Linked DNA regions of Homo sapiens: region 1 is linked to region 2. A link is a contact called in ENCODE Hi-C or POLR2A ChIA-PET data. All regions are on one chromosome and are shown on one strand. Each heading gives the region's core, a stretch centred on a gene start or an enhancer-like site at or near the end of the contact. The rest is flanking DNA. Distances are from core to core; before and after follow the strand shown. Region 1 overlaps ARHGAP42 (Rho GTPase activating protein 42). Region 2 overlaps ARHGAP42 (Rho GTPase activating protein 42).

Region 1 (2,716 bases), core at 33-2,532, 110 kb before region 2:
TTAAATTATGTCATTCAGAACCTGTATTCTCAGAGAGAGATTTAAGAAATGTTGCACCCTGAAGTTGTTTCATTCCAACAGGTTAAATACTCGCTCCTGCATTTGACTAGGTAAAAATGTTCTTCGGGGATACTGGTAAGGTTACTTCAGCCAGTCCTCTACCTTTGCACATTCTAAGGAAACACCAGGGTCTGCTGAACTTTGTACCTCTGGTGGCACAATTAGACCACTCCAGTGATGTTCCTATGTTTGTTAGTACTATAGAAGATGGCCAAAAATATTCCTGTAACACAGTTGCCCCATTTATGTCAATATCCTCATGTTCATGAAAATACACCTCCTCCCATTCTCCCACCTCAAAAATCAGAGACACTGTACATCCCAAGCTGAGCTAATTAGGGCCTCAAAAATATTTCTTTTTACATGTTCTAACCCCTAACTTAGAGTGGGGGAAAGTGGCTTTGTGTATGGGAGCAAGGGGAGGGAGCTTCAGCAAAGTGATAATTTATATCACTCCCTTCCTCCCGCTTAATGCTATTTCTTCTGGCTAATTTTGCTCTATTCTTCTTGGTATTCCCTACTAAGTATCTTTGGGTTGAAAAAATAAAATCATTCATCTGTTATAAATTATTCATTCGTGAATTTAAGCAAACTTCTGATAGCCTTTGCAAGTTTAAAAGCAAATAAAATGCATTAAATAAATTCCCAGTCATATTTTATAGCAATTGCATTTTAGTAGCTGAACGTTAATATAATTTAATCATAATTGTTCAGTATTTAGATAATAGCAGATTGCTAAAAGTTTAAGAAAAATGGAAGATATCCCAATATATATGCAATTTCTTAAATTACTTATTGTAGTTGTGCATTAATGGGGGAGAATGGGAATAAAGAGGAGGACAGGAGAGAAGAGGGAAAGAAGGAAGGAACTATGCAGGATACAGATGTACATAAATAAAGCAGAGAATGATCTAACTAATACAGGGAGAAATTAAGGAAAATTAGGTCTGGGGCCAGCAGTGTGTTAAAGCAGGCTCATAGTGGCTCACAGAACCTTTGTGCTCATCTCTTCCCAACCTGCACTGGGTAAGTGACCTTGTGTTGAAATCAGCCAAGGTGGGAGGATTTACTCAGTGAAGATCAGCAAGCACTACCAATCAGATTTCTCACACATACATAGGCACATGTATGCATGCATGTGCATACAACATGCACCTGAGTGCCAGTGGTTAACTTTTTACCAACATACCACTGCCTGGAGCCAAATACGTAATTACGCATTGCTTAACAATGGGCATGTGTTCTGAGAAATGGATCGTTAGGCGATTTTGTCATCGTGCAAACATTGTATACATGGAATGCCTTCTGAAGAACATGCCTGAGACTGTTTTATGGTTAACTTCATTATAAGTAGAAGTATACACTCTAAAATAATGATCAAAAGTATAGTAATACATAAACCAATAACAAAGGTGTTCATTATCATGATCAAGTGCTACGTATTACACACAATTCTATGTGCCATACTTCCACAGATGGGCAGCACAGATTTGTTTGCACTGGCATCACCAGAAACACGTAATGTATTGCACTATGATGTTAAGGCAGCTATGATGTCATTAGGCGATAGGAATTGTTTAGCTCCATTATAATCTTATGGGATCAATATCATGTATGTGACTCATTGCTGACTGAAATGTTATGAATACATGACTAAATATAAATGGCATGCACCATGAATGCTGTTGCTCTTGTTAGCAAATAATGTTTATAGCTAACATTTTGTGATCATTCATTCAGTGTTCAGGTTCATCCCTAGAATCTTTCACAGTCTAGCACCATAGAAAGCTACTATCTCCTGGCCAGGCGCAGTGGCTCACACCTGTAATCCCAGCACTTTCGGAGGCCGAGGTGGGTGGATCACCTGAGGTCAGGAGTTTAAGACCAGCCTGGCCAACATGGTAAAACCCCGTCTCTACTAACAATATGAAAATTAGCCAGGCATGGTGGCACACGTCTGTAATCCAAGCTACTTGGGAGACTGAGGCATAAGAATCATTTGAACCTGGGTGGCGGAGGTTGCTGTGAGCTGAGATCCTGCCACTGCACTCAAGCCTGAGTGACAGAGCGAGACTCCATCTCAAAAAAAAAAAAAAAAAAAAAAAAAAGAAAGCTACTATCTCCCAGATAGACTTGTGAAGCTAAAACTGTCACCAGTGCTAGAGTAGAAGTTTGTGCCAATGTTGTTAGGGAAACTCAGAAACCAGAAAGCCTTACATGTGTAAAATTAAGTTTAAGTATAAAGAAGTACAAATGAATTTAATCTTTTCAATATTGGAAAAGACATATTTAATTGGAAATGTTATAGGTTAACAGATACATGTTTAAAAGACATGCTTTAATAACTAGATAAAAGAGATCTTGTATAGTTAGCACTCTTTACCACTATTTGTTGTTTAATATAGGTGTTTTTTGAATAAATACATAACACATAACAGCCACATTATGACCACAACACGGTATATATGGTCAACAAGACTGCATATACTACAGAGGTCCCATAAGATTATAATGGAGCTGAAGAATTCCTGTCACCTAGTGATGTCATAGCTGTTGTGACATTGCAGTACAACACATTACCTTTTCTGTGTTTAATATGTTTAGATACACAGATGCTTACCATTGTGTTACAATCACCTACAGTATTCAGTACAGT
Region 2 (2,700 bases), core at 22-2,521:
TGCACTCCAGCCTTGGAGACAGCGTGAGATTTCATCTCAAAAAAAGAAATAAATAAATAAAATTTCTTATTTTCTCTCTTTATGTAATCTGCAAAGGAGCCTTACAGTCAGTCAAATAAATCTGTCTGCTTTCCCCCTCAAGCCCATGGGACTAGAATAAGGCCACATGTCCCCTCTCCAGGAATAACTAATTAAAGTATAACCACAGATACCCTCTTTATTCTTCTCTTGATAGACATATTTTTTTTAAATAATCCAGTAAGTAACGTTCCAAAGCTTCATCAACCCTGTGCCAAACTTTAACAGTGGTTGAATCTTCCCTGGAGCAGCAAAATCTGACACTCAACAACAGGAGAGGCAGAAGGAGCAGCTGCCAGGAGCAATGTACCTACCCCATCGCTTTATCTTGCAACTGCTGGCACCATCCCCTTCACTTTCAGGAACCATTCTACATCAAACTCTGCTTTCCAAGAACTTTTCCTCTACACATTCCATTCTCCTCCCCCTATACCATAAAGCTTCTGGCTAATGTTCATGGCATGAATGATACTGCCTTCAAATGGCAAAGAATAGCACTTTAGTATCAGACAGACAGGTTCAAATCTTAGTTCCATGACTGACTAGCTTTTGTTCCTGGAGCAAATTAGTTAACCTGTTTTGCACTCTCAATTTTCTACATATAAAAGAACGCTAGTGCTCACTTCACAGTTTTTAGAAGATGGGAGAAATAAATTCAGTGCCCAAGTGTTTACTCAGCAAATACGTTTTTCTTCCCTTGTGCACCAAAGGAAAAAAAACTGAGGGTATCATATAAAATTTGGGAGAAGGGAGAGGCCATAGCATGACCAGGTCTTTTTTAAAAGTTTTATGTTCATAATAAAAGTCATGAAACAAGAGAATCTAAAGGTCTTAGCATTTTAGACTTCACTGTCAACAGGAAAACTTCCAGAAATCATACAAAAAGGATGAACATACACAGGCAAGCTTTAGTGAGTTGAAAATTAAAAAAAAAAAAAAAAATTGTACTAATAACCCTTTAACTTGCAGGCTGACACCAAGTAACTTTCTTTAAAAAATAATATTTCAACACGCAAAAAACAAATCACACACAAAATTTTTTCACAGATAGTCACCGTTCTAGGTAAAAGCCTTTGCCACTAGTATTTTTAAAAGCTGCAGCTGGACTGTGGGTCAGATGGCACTCAGCAGTTGTGTGTGTTGGGGGTGGGGTATGTCAGGAATGAATGCGGTTATCAAGGCATTTCTAAGTAAGGAACCCTTGGAACAACATTAGACTGAGGGTCATGGGAAAAGAAGTTATGCTCACCCTACTTCCTGGCAGCATTTTCAGTACACAAGCCATAAGCAACTCATGTTTACAAAAGGAACAAGAAAAGAGGGGCTTATTAGATGCAGAGGGGAGGGAGAAACAAAGTATAGATACACAGAATTATACCTTCGTACATTACATTTTAAAATTCTTTCTTTAAAAACTCTAGAAATAGTTTTAAAGATTTAGCACACTTCACTATGCAAAATATTTCATCCTGACTGCTTCAGTAAATCAAATTAGAGTATTTTTATCTAAGTTAATCACATAAATGAAACTCAATTAAGGAAAAGAAAACAAGCATGGTATATCTACTTTATCCTCTTTAGAACAAATTGCAATCTGAAGTTATTTTTGAGAGTCATAGAAAAAATGTTTCTCAGGATTTCAAAGTTTCAAATCAAGAGTTCTTCAGGTTAAAACAAGATTGTTTAAGAACCAAGTGAATGGTCCTGAACTTTAACTAAAAAAAAAAAATCCAAGAGTATTTTAATTACCAAAAGTCAATAGTTCCTTATTTTTTGATCACTTTGGTAAAACTCAGACAAAAGATAACCAGTTAATGAATCTCAAAACTGCTTCATTTAAAACAAAAACAAAAACAAAAAAAAAGACTCTAAGATAACTTGAACAGAAGAAAAAAGCCACTGTCAAATCTACATATTTCTGTTGTGCATTTCCTTGAGTTAATCCTAGAATTCTGGAAAATTATAAGCACTTTTCAAAAAGATCTCAAACTAGGTCTGGGCTTAACAAACAGCTTTTTTCCTAAGTTCTGAAATACATGCTTTCTTTATAAGCATGGATTTACCAATAGGAGTGGCCTCCTGATTGCTTCTGTGCTTGAATGCTATTAAATTAAACAGTCAGACAAAATATGGAGCATTGACCTTGGCAAGGAATGCAACGGGCACAGTTTGTTTTGCCCTGCTTCTTCTTAAAAAGAAAACAAAATATTCAAACTTGAAACGTAATAATAAACAGATTTCTACATGTTCACTTTATTTGTATTATAATAAAACACTTTGACTTCTTAACTACCTTTAGTAGTCAGCAGCAATAGTACTTCTCTAGCAACATAGTTTTTTACTTTATTTAGAGGAATAAATTGTTTGCAAGTTTTACATATATTACCCTCACTGATGAAAATCATGATACCTCTCATTATTCAAAAACAGGTAAATGGCCAAGAGCAATACTGCTTTGATGGAATTGCAAAATGAGAAAAAATATACATCTGATGGAATTAGTGAGTTACCTCTCTTTTGTCTGTAATGTCAGATCCTTTAGATGATACTCTTTTAAATCTAAAACAAAGCTGGCACTTCTTTGTTAGACTGCGGTACTGTGAGGTTCCAAACAGACTGCAG

Evidence for each region. Hi-C counts contacts between places; a loop is a spot of excess contacts on that map. ChIA-PET counts read pairs that join two places held with the same protein, here RNA polymerase II (POLR2A). Pooled maps may share reads with other maps.
Region 1: a loop to region 2 is called in a map of heart left ventricle, with 2.3 times the contacts of the local background. The contact joins two enhancer-like sites. A Hi-C loop is called at or near these places in 1 of 168 maps with a recorded cell type or tissue (heart left ventricle) and 4 of 50 pooled maps. POLR2A ChIA-PET finds 5 or more read pairs at or near these places in 3 of 52 experiments (B cell, OCI-LY7 and activated CD4-positive, alpha-beta T cell).

The regions. Positions count from the first base shown.
Region 1 is chr11:100,850,326-100,853,041 of GRCh38, reverse strand. All of the region lies in intron 3 of ARHGAP42 (Rho GTPase activating protein 42), which reads right to left. Among named protein-coding and RNA genes, the nearest start is that of SNORD13I, 83 kb to the left of the region's middle. Within about 2 kb of position 1,282, at least 2 of the 41 ENCODE cell types and tissues checked have a DNase peak (open chromatin) inside an H3K27ac peak, as active enhancers do.
Region 2 is chr11:100,738,387-100,741,086 of GRCh38, reverse strand. The region is part of intron 1 of ARHGAP42 (Rho GTPase activating protein 42); the gene reads right to left. Among named protein-coding and RNA genes, the nearest start is that of ARHGAP42-AS1, 52 kb to the right of the region's middle. Within about 2 kb of position 1,271, at least 4 of the 41 ENCODE cell types and tissues checked have a DNase peak (open chromatin) inside an H3K27ac peak, as active enhancers do.